Regions from separate parts of the Homo sapiens genome. Here region 2 is linked to region 1. Evidence: chromatin contacts called from ENCODE Hi-C or POLR2A ChIA-PET data. All regions are on one chromosome and are shown on one strand. The core of a region is the stretch at or near the end of the contact, and the rest is flanking DNA. Distances in the headings are between cores, read along the strand shown.

Region 1 (6,388 bases), core at 3,727-6,226:
ATTTCATCATCAGAAAAAAACTTTCATAAATGAAATGCTGCTTAGGTTAGATGAGGAAAATGCATCTTTTTTTTTTTTTGAGACGGAGTCTCGCTGTCGCCCAGGCTGGAGTGCAGTGGCGCAATCTCGGCTCACTGCAGGCTCCGCCCCCTGGGGTTCACGCCATTCTCCTGCCTCAGCCTCCGGAGTAGCTGGGACTACAGGCGCCCGCCACCTCGCCCGGCTAATTTTTTGTATTTTTAGTAGAGACAGGGTTTCACCGTGTTAGCCAGGATGGTCTCGATCTCCTGACCTCGTGATCCGCCCGCCTCGGCCTCCCAAAGTGCTGGGATTACAGGCGTGAGCCACCGCGCCCGGCCGAAAATGCATCTTTAAAAATAGGTTAGGTATTTGGAAGCCTCAATGACAATAAAAGAAACATTGAAGAAAAGAATAAATGAGTAGTAAATCACATAAGGCTCTAGTATATGGTACATGTGCCTTATCTGCCAGAGAGACTCTTAACCTGTTTTCAGGAAGCCAAAATCACATGTGCTGCTGAAGAAATCTAATACAAGGTTACAACCAGCATTCTAAAAAGGTCTTAATTAGACATTGTTACTCCTCTAAAAGACCTAAAACTTTTCAGTTGTATTCACTGACATTCCATGCTTAAGATGTAATTGGTCCCTCAAATTGTTGGCAGTTCAGTGTAAATATCTCTTCAACTGACAACATTTAGGTCTAATGCTATGATTAATATATAACAAAGTACTTTCTTTAAACAAGAGGTAAATCACCAAGACATAAAACAAACCAGAATGGAGTATGTTGCTAACTGACACGTAGGTTTTTAATGCTTTCCACAGATTTTTTCCTAAGGGTAGAATTGTGTATTTTACTATGAACAATAGAATTGCTATTTCCCTTTCCAGTCTTAATTATTAAATAACGCAACAGTCCCAGTTGAAGTCCTGGGACACCAAGTTCTCACAGACTGCTGTTACCATACCACACGTGTGATGACCAACTCTGCCAAGGCAGTCAAGTTGTTAAAATCTCACAAGATGTAAAAAATCATACTTAATCTGTGAAGTAATCATTTTAGGAGGACATCCTTAGGTTTCTTTAAGGTGACAAAAAACAAATGAGTTGGAAAACTTGTGTCTAAGATCAAAAGGACCTTGGAACATTAATCTTGCTGGGGTGGATTGGTATTAAGGCATTTGTTCAAAAAAAGAGAAAGAAAAAGAAAAAAGTCCCCAACATTATGCACTGAATTTTTTTCCTAAGTATTATCCCTTCTGACTCCTCTTTTTTTTCTTTCCACAACTAATGTGAACACACACACATGCACTTACACACACTCTTTCTCCTGTCTTCTCTTTCACCTCTAAATTCTGTGTCACACAATTATTGCTTTGGCTAGCAATATTTTTATGAGACCTTAAGTACCTCATTAACATTTCTGAAAGATTAGAAGTCATTAAGAAAGGACTCAAACTGGATAAGATTTTTAAATCTTTTGGAATTTTTGGCTATTTGCAAAAATAGCTGTAAAACATCATCATAGGTTAGAGTTTTATTCCCTTATCATCATGTATGTCAAGCTCCACATGTAAAGATACCTTAAATATTCCATTAAACTTACCCTTCTTTTGGTTTTGTTTTTAAATATCTTCAGAATAAAAAAAAGCCAAGTCTTTATCAAAGTGTTTGACTTAAATTATTTCATATGATCTTTACATTTCTATTTATTTCCTAAGTACAAAAGTCATGTAAAGTGATTTCAAAAGTAAACACTGCAAAACTCAGTGCTTAAGTAAAAAGGAAAAGTTCCTAGTAACCCCACTGTGCCAAGAGATAACCAGTAGCAACAATCTGGTTTCTGTTTCTCTAACTATTCTTCCTACACAGACAAGTTGCTTGCTTTTTTTTTTTTCTTTCCTTCTTTGGAATGTATCTTGGTGCTTCTTCCTAATAGTATCTAAATTCTTTCATTTACATACAGAAAAAACAATCTTTACAGGTAAACTATAAAGACAACCAATAAGCCCAAAACTATAAGGATACTTCACGATCTGATAACAAATCTGCCAGCCTATTGATTTAACCAGGCTATTCCCAAGCATATCTATAGAAAGTTGTTGGGAAAGATATTTGGTTATAGATAATCCAAATTTTTAACAAGACATCTTCAATTCAAATCAAGATAATTGAGGTTTTAGTATCTGGGGGAGGGGTTCCTGTATTTTTCTAAACACCATTTAGTGTTTAAAGCATATATCAAAGCCCAACACCTCCCCTCCCTGGGCTGCTGGCGTTTGCAAGTCAGTGGACCTCAACATTCCTTCCATCAGCAGGCCCTTGAAACAAAGCACAAGAGCAAGGTTTTAATGAGAGAGATAACCCTTCTCATCCAAAGGAGGAAAAACAACATCTGTTAAAAACCCAAGTAAACTGCAGTAATGGGTTCAGCAATAGGCCCAGAGGACTTCAGAGAGATAGTCTTTGCTTATCAAAATAAAAAACACAATAGAACAATTGTTTCACTCCAACGCTCTGTGTTCTAAACGCTCTCCAGATTAATTAGCATGGAGTTTCGCCAAGCTCATTAAAAGAAAAACTAAGGACTCCTAAGGATGACTGGTGTTTACTGTCCTCCCAAACTGGCCAGTGAGAACTTGGGGGAGCCACAGACTTCTGGGCTTTCTGTACTGATAACATTTCTAGGATTTATTTTTAAATTGCATGTTAAAAATTAGACTACAAGAATCTTTTCATATTTACTTTTTTTAAGTGAAAAAATTGGTCCTTATTTATTTTCCTTGTGTACCTCCAACCCTGCTACATTTTATAGCTGCCGAACAATAGACCACAGGCTTCTGGAATCTGTGACCACTCGATGAGCTATTTGATAACCCTGATGACTTTGTCAAGTCATCCAGAGCATGTGGACACTCAGGCCAAACTTCTTTTTTCCCCGAAACAGGCTTTCTCCACCCACCCAAATCCCCTAATTCTCCTGGGCCTGCCAAGGGCCTGACCTTCCAGTCTCTGCAGCAAAGGGTGAAGTTTTACAGGAGGAAGGCCCAGCAGATTAAAGGCCTCTGTTCAACAAATATTTGCTCGCCCACTCCAGGCGGAGTAACAGTTTCTTACATGCTGCATGCCCACAGTGACACTTAGAGACTTCAGGAAGCTTGTTAAGCTGGTGACTAAGAATTAGACACCTAATGTCAAGGTAAATAATTAAGTCCCAATCCACAGACGTTATGGAAAACCAAACCACTTTAACAAACTCCCAATGTCACACGAAAACCAACACAAGTCCAATGAAATAGAATCTGCATATGATTTCCAAAAAAGCCTGTATGCATTCTTGCTTTGCCGGGTGGTCTTAAAATTCTAAAATGAACTGACATTCCCAAAGTTTTACCTGTACAGCCCATGACCCTCAGTTCACACCATGCAGACTGCCTTTTTTTGCCAGAGCATTTCTGGCTGCCCGAATCCTACCCATCAGGCCCCTTCCCCCAAATCCCTGTATTTTGCAACCCTAGCCCTCAATCTCTGGGTTATCTATTCCTTGTAAATCTGAAAAGACAAAAGACCGGAGAAGGAAAACAAGTTGTGGGAGAAACATCACATTAAACTGTCAGGACAGGAAACCCTGGGAGTTGTGTGGTCTGCACCGCCCCACCCCTCTCCCCAAGACTAAGACCAAGCTACTAGATTTGGGGAGGGAATGAGGACACGGGAGGCGGGTGGAGTGCGTGCGGGGGTGGGAGAGTGGGTGTAGGTGTGGGGAGGTGATGTGCCCAAGCTAATTCCCCCAAGGCCTCTCTACTCCTTAAGCGCGTGGATGACCAAACACCAGGGCATGCCCAGGTAGCGCTGGCCTAAAGTTCTCGTTTTTATTTTCTTCTTCAGTAGTGAAATCACAGCTTCTTTACAAATGCCCAGAAGAATCCCAGGCGCTCTGCTTCTTGACGGAAGCGAGAGGGGCGCTTTTTAGCAGCTAGTGCTGGGCCCCACTGTGGCCAGGGCATCGAGGCAAACCCTGGCATTTTGGGGGTGAACGGACCCCGACTGGAGACGGGGGAAGTAGAGGGTGCCCGCGGAGATCTGAGCGCAGAGACCCTAGGAGGGCGGGTTCCAGATCCCATAAATGAGATAATTAACGGGATTTACAGCACTCCTAGGCGGGGCTCCTGCCCTTCTCCCATCCCACGCGCAGCCAGGAGCCGGGCGGCCCCGGGCACTCGCTGGGAGGCAGCTGCGATTAGCGCCCTAATCCCCAGCGCAGACCGCGCAGAGACCGGAGCGGGAGCGGGGCCGCGGCGGGAGCCCCCCACCGTCCCGGGCAGTCCAGACGGCCGGGGCAGCGTGGGAACTGGGACCTCGGGGACCCAGCGCGGCGGCTGTCAGCTCTGGGGTGAGGTCCGCGAGATCTGGGCGCGAGGGCGCGGGAGGGGTTGGTGGACACAGGCTGGGGAGGGCGACTTCGAGAGGGGAGTGAGTGACCCCGGCCCCCCAGGCCCTCCGCGCGCCGAGGGGCGACGCGAGCGCTAACGCCAGCCGCGGCCCGCGGTGCCCGCCCCGGGACCCCCGCGCTCCGAGCGGGGCACCTGAGGGGAGGGGACGCCCCTCCCGGGCTGGCAGGCGCCCTCCACCCCGAGGCTGCCGGGCTAGGCACCGCGCGGGGGGCCCAGGCGGGGCTGCGACTGGGGGTGCAGACATCCCCCACCGCCAGGGTGGCTGGAACCGGAGCGACGTCCCAGCTGGAGAAGTTGGGGGGAGTGCGGGAGGCTGCGGGTGAGGCCCGCGAAGCGCCGTGGGAGCGGCCCTAATGGACGGTGGGAGCCAGGAGGGTTAGACGCCGGGACTTACCGAGCGGCTCCCTCATGCCGCCTCGCGCCGCCACCGCCGCCGCTCCGGCCGGCCGGGGACCAGCGCGACCCGCCCCGCCTGCAGCCGCCGAGGCCGAGCATGCCCGGAGAACCGCCGTCCGCCCCGCCCACCGCCCGGGCCCGCCCCGCCCACCGCCCGGGGCTGCCTCCTCTGCGCTGAGGGCGGTATCCAGGCCACGAGCTTCCTAGGCTTTTGGGGTCCGCCTGCGTGGGTCGCGCAGAAGGCACAAGTGAGCTGACCACCATTCCCTCTTTTCTTGTCACTTGGGTTTGGGCCACGTCAACCCTGTGGAAATGTCCAAAGACACACACACTCTCACAGATACACAGAAAGCAAACATATTCATATCACACAAACACACAAAGATGTATGCAAACACACTCATATACACCCACACACAGATGCACACAAACACACTCACAGGAAACAGGCGCACACAAACACATATACAGGACACACAGGTGCACACACAGTCACAGACAAGTGCACACACACTCAAATACAGTCACACGCAGGTGCACACAAACACACCCATATACAGTCACGCACAGATGCAGCCAAACACACTGACACATATACATACATACATGGGAACACAGTATGGCTATACACACACACACACACACACACAAACGCACCCACATAACACATCGATATTATGAAGAGCAGAAAACAGTGATGGTGACAACAGCTTGGGATTTACTTCTTTCAAAAAAAAGTCTGAAGGAGTCTGGAAGCCACCTTCAGATCAGCTGGCCCATACTCTCCTGTGGCAGAGGAGGAAACTGATGACAGGAGCAGGATTTGCCTACAGGGCAGGGGTAGGAGGAGAGATAGGAGGAGGTCAGTGGGAGAGTTCAGACCAGAATGAACATTTGGGGTCATTTGGGTAACCCCAAACCCACTCCATATTTCTCTTACAGCGGGAAGGGGCAGAAAGATTAGACTGCTGCCTGGGTCTGCTCAGGGCGAACGTTTTCATAATTTTGGAAGGCAGACAGAAGACAAAAAATGTGAAATATTGCTGATGCATTGGGGAGAGACAGGGAATGTTAGTTAAGTCCACCCAGACAAAACATGGATGGCACAGCAGACTGGTGACCTTGCCAAATTAGTTTTCAGAAAACTACTTAGCCACATCATGATTTTAGGACTGTATTTGCTGTCGAAACACCAATAACTAACTTTTTTTGCTCTATTACCACATCTGAGCCCTTCCTATGTATTATTTCTTTTAATCCTCATCACAGTTTGATGATATGGGCACCACTTTACAGATGAGGAGTGGGCTCAGGGACGGGCACAGATGGCAAGCTGCAGAATCTAGCCCAAGACCCTCGCTCTGAACCACCAGAGCAAGGTCGTTTCTTTGTTCTCTTGAATCATATGTTCCTCATGGTTAGTAGCAACGTATAATCTAACACAGCATAAAAGCTAAACACACTATTGCTGGAAAAGAACGAACAATGTAATTGAATGTTGTATTGTGCATTAT
Region 2 (6,338 bases), core at 3,424-5,923, 96 kb after region 1:
ATTTTCCTCCATTATTCCCTCAAATATGTTTTCCAAACTTTTAGATTCCTCTTCTTCCTTGGAACACCAATTATTTTTAGGTTTGGACATTTGACATAGTCCCAAACTTCTTGGAGGCTTTAGTTCATTTTTAAATTATTTTTTCTTTGTCTGTTATGGATTGGGTTAATTCAAAAGCCTTGTCTTTGAGCTCTTAAGTTCTTTCTTCAGAGTTGCACGTAGTCATCAGGTTATCCAAAGTCAAGAAGAAGGAAAGAATTTCAAGAATCTTTCTTGTTCAGTTCTATTGCTGAGACTTTCCAATGCCTTTTTCATTTCTCTAAGTGCATCCTTGATTTCAAGAAGTTGTGATTGTTTTTTATTTATGCTATTTATTTCACTGAAGAATTTTCCTTTCATATCTTGTATCATGTTTTTGATTTAAGTTGGACTTCACCATTCTCTGATGCCTCCTTGATTAGCTTAATCATTGACCTTCTGAATTCTTTTCTGGCAATTCAGAGATTTTTGTCTTGGTTTGGATCCATTGCTGGTGAGCTGGTATGATCTTTTGGGGGCGTTAAATAACCTTTTTTTTTTTTAATCATTTTACCAGAATTGTTTTTCTGGTTCCTTCTCATTTGGGTAGACTAAGTCAGAGGGAAGATCCGGGATTCAAAGGTTGCTGTTCAGATTCTTTTGTCCCATGAGGTGCTCCCTTGATGTGGTTTTCTCCCCCTTCCCCTAGGAATGGGGTTTCCTGAGAGCTGAACCCTAGTGATTGATTTTGCCCTTCTAGGTCTAGCCACCCAGTGGAGCTACAGGGCTCTGGGCTTGTACGGGGGAGTGTCTGCAAAAAGTCCTGTCTTCAGGTCTTGCAGCTATGGATCCCAGCACCTGCTCCAGTAGAGGTAGCAGGGGAGTGAAGTAGACTCTGAGCGTCCTTTGTTATGTTTTTGTTTAGTGTGCTGGTTTTGTGTTGGTTGCCCTCCAGCCAGGAGGTGTTGCTTTCAAAAGCACATCAGCTGCAGTCCTATGGGGGGAATGCAAACTTGCCCTAAGGACACCTTGCTAAGTATTCAGGTTTCTCAGGAGGTGGGCAGGACCACAGAGCTCCCAAGAGATTATGATCTTTGTCTTTGGCTACCAGGGTGGGTAGAGAAAGGCCACCAGGTGGTGGCAGGGATAGGCAGGTCTGAGTTCAGTCTCTCCTTGAGCGTGGCTTGCTGTGGCTGTTGTGGGCGATAGGAGTGTGGTTCCCAGTCTAATGGAGTTATGTTGCCAGGGGGATAACAGCTGCCTCTGCTGAGTCATACAAGTGGCCAGCTAAGCGGGGGAAAGCCAGCAGTCACAGGCCTCACCCTGCTCCCATACAGCCAACAGTCCTAAAAGTCAGTCTCACTTCTACTGTGCCCCGCCCGGCAACAGCACCGAGTCTATTTCCAGGCAGCCAGTGACCAGGGCTGAGAACTTTCCCCAGACCATGAGCCTCCCCATTGAGAAAGCAAGCAGACTCACAGTTTTTTGGCGTCTCAGGGAGACTTCACTGGTGATCCAGTTCCTTCAAATGGTATTTGGATTCTCTTGGCTTTCCTGGTATGTTCCAGTGGTAGTTCTTGGAGCAAAAGTTCACGATGTGAGTCTCCACATGCTGCTCTGTCCATCCGAGCGGGAGCTGCAAGCTAGTCCTGCCTCCTATCTGCCATCTTAATCTGAATCGCTTTTTTGATACAGAGTCGCCAATAGCTGTGTTTTTCTACATAAGCTGTCCTCTGTGCCATGAAGAGTTTTAATGATACAGCATTTCTTTCTTTTTTTTTTTTTTTTTTTTTTTTGAGACGGAGTCTTGCTCTGTCGCTCAGGCTGTCGTGCAGTGGCGTGATCTCGGCTCACTGCAAGCTCTGCCTCCTGGGTTCACGCCATTCTCCCGCCTCAACCTCCCAAGTAGCTGGGACTACAGGTGCCCGCCATCACACTAGGCTAATTTTTTGTATTTTTAGTAGAGCTGGGGTTTCACCGTGTTCGCCAGGATGGTCTCCATCTCCTGACCTCATGATCCGCCTGCCTCTGCCTCCCAAAGTGCTGGGATTACAGGCGTGACCGTGCCCGGCCGATACAGCATTTCTTGAAAGAACCCATGAAAGAGCTAAAGCCAATGGTGCTAAGTTCTTAAGATGGCCCTGTAATTATTGAAGAGTTTGACTTCTTTGACTTCTACTTTAGGAATTGCTATACTCATCTGATTCACTTTTTGCTTCTTTTCTCCCTCACCAAATAACAGTCCCTACGGATGATAAGAGTGCTCCCTGATTGTTCCATGACCTTTCCAGGTGACTGCCACCTGCCCTTCAGACTTTGATGATGGTTTTTTTTGTTGTTTTTTTTTAAGCTTAGGCAATGACAGCTACATAATTGCTGATGTCTAGCCAACAGTGACTATAAAACACTGAATGTAAGACATCTATAAATTTCAGAAGCATTGAAACATCTAAAAATATATAATTTTAGAATTAATTTAAAAATGAGATATGAAGGTGCTCTTTAAACTTAGAAACACAGCTAAATGAGGAGTTATTAATGTGGCCTTGTAACAGCTGTTGTCACCCAGGACTGAGCAGTTGGCGTGTGTATGTATATTGTGCTGAAGTGGCTATGTTGTCTGGGGTATATACCCTGGATTCATCCTCTCATGCCAGGAAAATTTAGGACAGGGACACACGAGGAGTTTAGGAGTGGAGGTTTAACGGACAGAAGAAAAGAGAAAGAAGAAGAGCTCTCTCTATAGAGAGAGGGGTCTTCCGAACGGAAAAGACCATCTGGTAGCGGATGAACCCAATTTTACAGTCTGGCTTGAGGAGACAGTGTCTGATTTGCATAGGGCTCACAGATCGGTTGGATCAGGTTTGACATTTACATAGCGGGGGCGGGGGCGGGAAGGCTGGTCATCCCACCCTAATCTTACTATGCAAGTGAACTCTTCCCTTGGTTGGCGCCCTCTTGTCTGCTCCTTACTGTACACGTGGCTGGCTGAAAAGGGAAGATGGAGCCGCCATCTTGAACATGTCCAGTCCCTAGTTCCTGCCAGCATTCCCCCATGCAAGCTCCCAACTTGCTTGTCTGTGTCTGCAGCTCAACTTTACGGGCTGCTCTTCGTTAGAAAATGATTTGGGGCTGCTTTTCATTAAAAACAAAAGCCTCACTGAGGACTCCCATACCCTATCTGCCTAAGTGATTTCTTTTTAACCCCTATATCAGTGCCATTTTGACCCAGTCATTTTGATGAGTTCATTTTGACCTCATTTGACAATTTTTCATAGCTTTAATCACAGCATTAAATGTTGGAGTGATTTGTATGCTACCAGGAAATGAAAGCAACAGACACCGTCATCATCTCCACCCCCATCCCATCGCTTATCTTGCTCTGGAGTCTGACCTTGTCCATTGCCCCACACTCTCCTGGAGCTTGAGTCTTATCCTGAGGGAAGGTGGAGTGAAGCCCAGACAGGGTCAGGGTGCCTTGATTTAAAAAGCTGCCGTCCGTGGGCAGGTGGGCTTTGGGTATCAGTGGGACTGGGATTGGGGGAGGGCCACTGTCTGGACTCTAAAAGGGAACATTTACATTTAGGGTTAGAAAGAGTATGACAACCATGATTGACAAGACAGAGCATTGGTGGCTGAACCAAGATCAAGTACTAAACTGTATTAGTGTCTTCTCACACTGCTATAAACAAATACCTGTGGCTGGGTAATTTATTTTAAAAAAAGGAGAGAGAGAGATTTAATTGGCCCACAGGTCCACAGGCTGTACAGGAAGCATGGTGCTGGCATCTGCTCAACTTCTGGGAAGGCCTTAGGAAACTTTCAGTCATGGCAGAAGACAAAGGGGAAGCAGGCACGTCTTACATGACTGGAGCAGGAGGAAGAGAGGGAGTGGGGAGGTGCCACACACTTTAAAATGACCAGATCTCATGAGAACTCTATCATAAGAACAGCACCAATGAGATGGTGCTAAACTGCTCATGAAGGTTCCACTCTCCCATGACACAGTCACCTCCCACCAGGCCCCACCTCCAACATTGGGGATTACAGTGTGACATGGGATTTGGGTGGGGACACAAATCCAAATCAAATCAGTTAGCATTAGCCAAGAACACGTGGGGAATTCAAAGAGTTAAACAAATCAAGTCCCAGGCAGCACTAATTATCTGAGTACAATGATCAGCACATCTGGGTTGAAGACCTTCTATATACTTCCTCCCAGGGCAAGTACTGGATAGGGGATGGGCTGGCCCAAGTCTAAAGAAATGAATAGTAGATGAACTATAGCTGAAAGAGGTGAAGAGAACTGGGCCCGTGGTGGAGTCTGATTACTCCTGGTACACATGCAAGGCTGACACAGGCTCCGATACACTTTGAGCATCTTCATGCAAAGCAGAGTTCTTTCTCTGGCTCTCAGAAGGATTTTCTGATTATTTTCCATGGTCTTTCCCTGGAGTTGCCATGACTATCCTCAGTGGGACAGCTTAATTCCAGGTGTAGAAACAACAATAGATGCAGTTTCATCCAAAGTTGTTGAACCCAAGAAAAGATGATGACAACTCAAAACAAAAATGAAAGTTTCTTTAAGGCATGGCCACCTCACAGTCACACTCACAGCTGGAGTTTCCTGCTAACGTGACCCTTGAGTCTTTGGAGGTCCGGGCCAACTGACAAAACAATTTGTTCATGATGGTGGCTCAGTGACAAAGAGGAAATCGCTCATGGACTGCTGGGGCAGCCAAACCTGTCCAAAGAACACAGCTTTGTGGTACTGTAGCCACAGGGAACTACTGGGCGAGGAATTCTTTTATTTTCCACAGTGAGTGATCCAAAGATGACAAGCTCTGCAGGAAATCCTGGGTCCTATATACCTATATATATCCCCACCGCTGGTCCTATTCAGTCCTAATCAAGGACCATATCATCAATGAGCTTATCCACAATGACAAAGAAGAAAAACAAAACCCAGGTTGCAAACCCCTGCACACAACTTGCTTTTGACAGCACATCCCAGCGTTCTCCAGGAAAGAGGAAGCTATGGAAATGTTTAGTACAAGTAGCAGCAGGGCAGAGAGCTGCGGGAAGCCTGGCGTTGAAGGAATTGTTTTTATTTTTATTACTTAGTTGAGTTCATTTTGGTTACCTTTTTGGGCTGGTCAAAAAGTAAAGTTTTTGATTGGTAAGTCAATTTTTTTTTAGAAGTCAAAGAACACACACTATAATGAGGCCACATAATTAAGCAGTTTCTAATTTCCAATAAAATAAACTAAATTTATGGGCAGAAATTATCAAAGGCTTATCTACTTCACACAAGGCCAGAATAACTTCCATGACTTTATTAATGATTTCTTAGATATTATTCCCTCTTGCTGATGGGATGGTAACTTCTTTGAATGTATTATATGACACAGACCATCTTAGCAGACTGCAGTGAGGGATTATCCTGCTAGCCTTGAAGGAGGGAACTGTTGTGTGGGGAGGGGACCATGTGGCAGGGATCTATGGGTGGCTTCTGGAAGCTCAGAGTGGCCCCCAGCTGACAGCCAGTGAGAAAATGGAGACCTCAGTCCTACAATCTCAAAGAATTGAGGCCAGGCATTGTGGCTCAAGCCTGTAATCCCAGCACTTTGGGAGGCCGAAGTGGGCAGATCACCTGAGGTCAGAAGTTCAAGACCAGCCTGGCCAATATGGTGAAACCTCGTCTCTACTAAAAATACAAAAATTAGCTGGGCGTGGTGGCAGGCATCTATAATCCCAGCTACTTGGGAGGCTGATGCAGGAGAATAGCTTGAACCCGGGAGGCAGATGTTGAAGTGAACCGGAATTATGCCACTGCACTCCAACCTTGGTGACAGAGTGAGACTTCATCTCAAAAAAAAAAAAAAAAAATCAAAACCAAAAAACCCTCAATGTTATGTGAGCTTGGAAGAGGACCCGGAGCTCCAGAAAGGAATGTAAGGCCACTGATCCCTTGATTGCAATATTTCTCTGCTACCAATGCAGCAATGAACCACCTGATACATGCATGCATTTCTTTTTTTTTTTTTTTTTTTTTTTTTTAAGAGATAGGGTCTTGCTGTCTCTCCTAGGCTGGAGTACAGTGCTGTGATCATAGCTCACTACAGTCTCAATCTCCTGGGCTCTAGTGATCTTACCTTCTCAGCCTCCTATGTAACTGGAACCACAGGCCCATGTCACCATGCCTGGCTAATTTTTAAATTTTTTGTAGCAGTGAGATCTTGCTATGTCACCCAGGCTGGTCTCAAACTCCTGGCCTCAAGCTATCCTCTCCCTTCACCACCCAAATTGCTGGGATTACA

The links. A loop is a pair of places that touch in the nucleus more often than their neighbours do. ChIA-PET counts read pairs that join two places held with the same protein, here RNA polymerase II (POLR2A). Pooled maps may share reads with other maps.
Region 2: a loop to region 1 is called in a map of heart right ventricle, with 1.9 times the contacts of the local background. The contact joins the enhancer-like site here to the promoter of JCAD in region 1. A Hi-C loop is called at or near these places in 3 of 168 maps with a recorded cell type or tissue (Caco-2, PC-9 and heart right ventricle) and 6 of 50 pooled maps. POLR2A ChIA-PET finds 5 or more read pairs at or near these places in 1 of 52 experiments (activated T-cell).

Annotation. Positions count from the first base shown.
Region 1 is chr10:30,054,610-30,060,997 of GRCh38, forward strand. It overlaps JCAD (junctional cadherin 5 associated), which reads right to left and starts at 4,977. Exons shown (of 4, transcript NM_020848.4): 1 at 4,873-4,977. LOC101929256 (a long non-coding RNA gene) reads left to right here and starts at 4,229. Exons shown (of 4, transcript XR_001747405.2): 1 at 4,229-4,417. RefSeq lists an enhancer at 2,098-2,635 and a silencer at 4,920-5,089.
Region 2 is chr10:30,150,923-30,157,260 of GRCh38, forward strand. No RefSeq gene overlaps it. Among named protein-coding and RNA genes, the nearest start is that of JCAD, 95 kb to the left of the region's middle. RefSeq lists an enhancer at 1,099-1,148 and a silencer at 4,671-4,730. Within about 2 kb of position 4,674, at least 4 of the 41 ENCODE cell types and tissues checked have a DNase peak (open chromatin) inside an H3K27ac peak, as active enhancers do; they include heart right ventricle, where a contact is called at or near this core.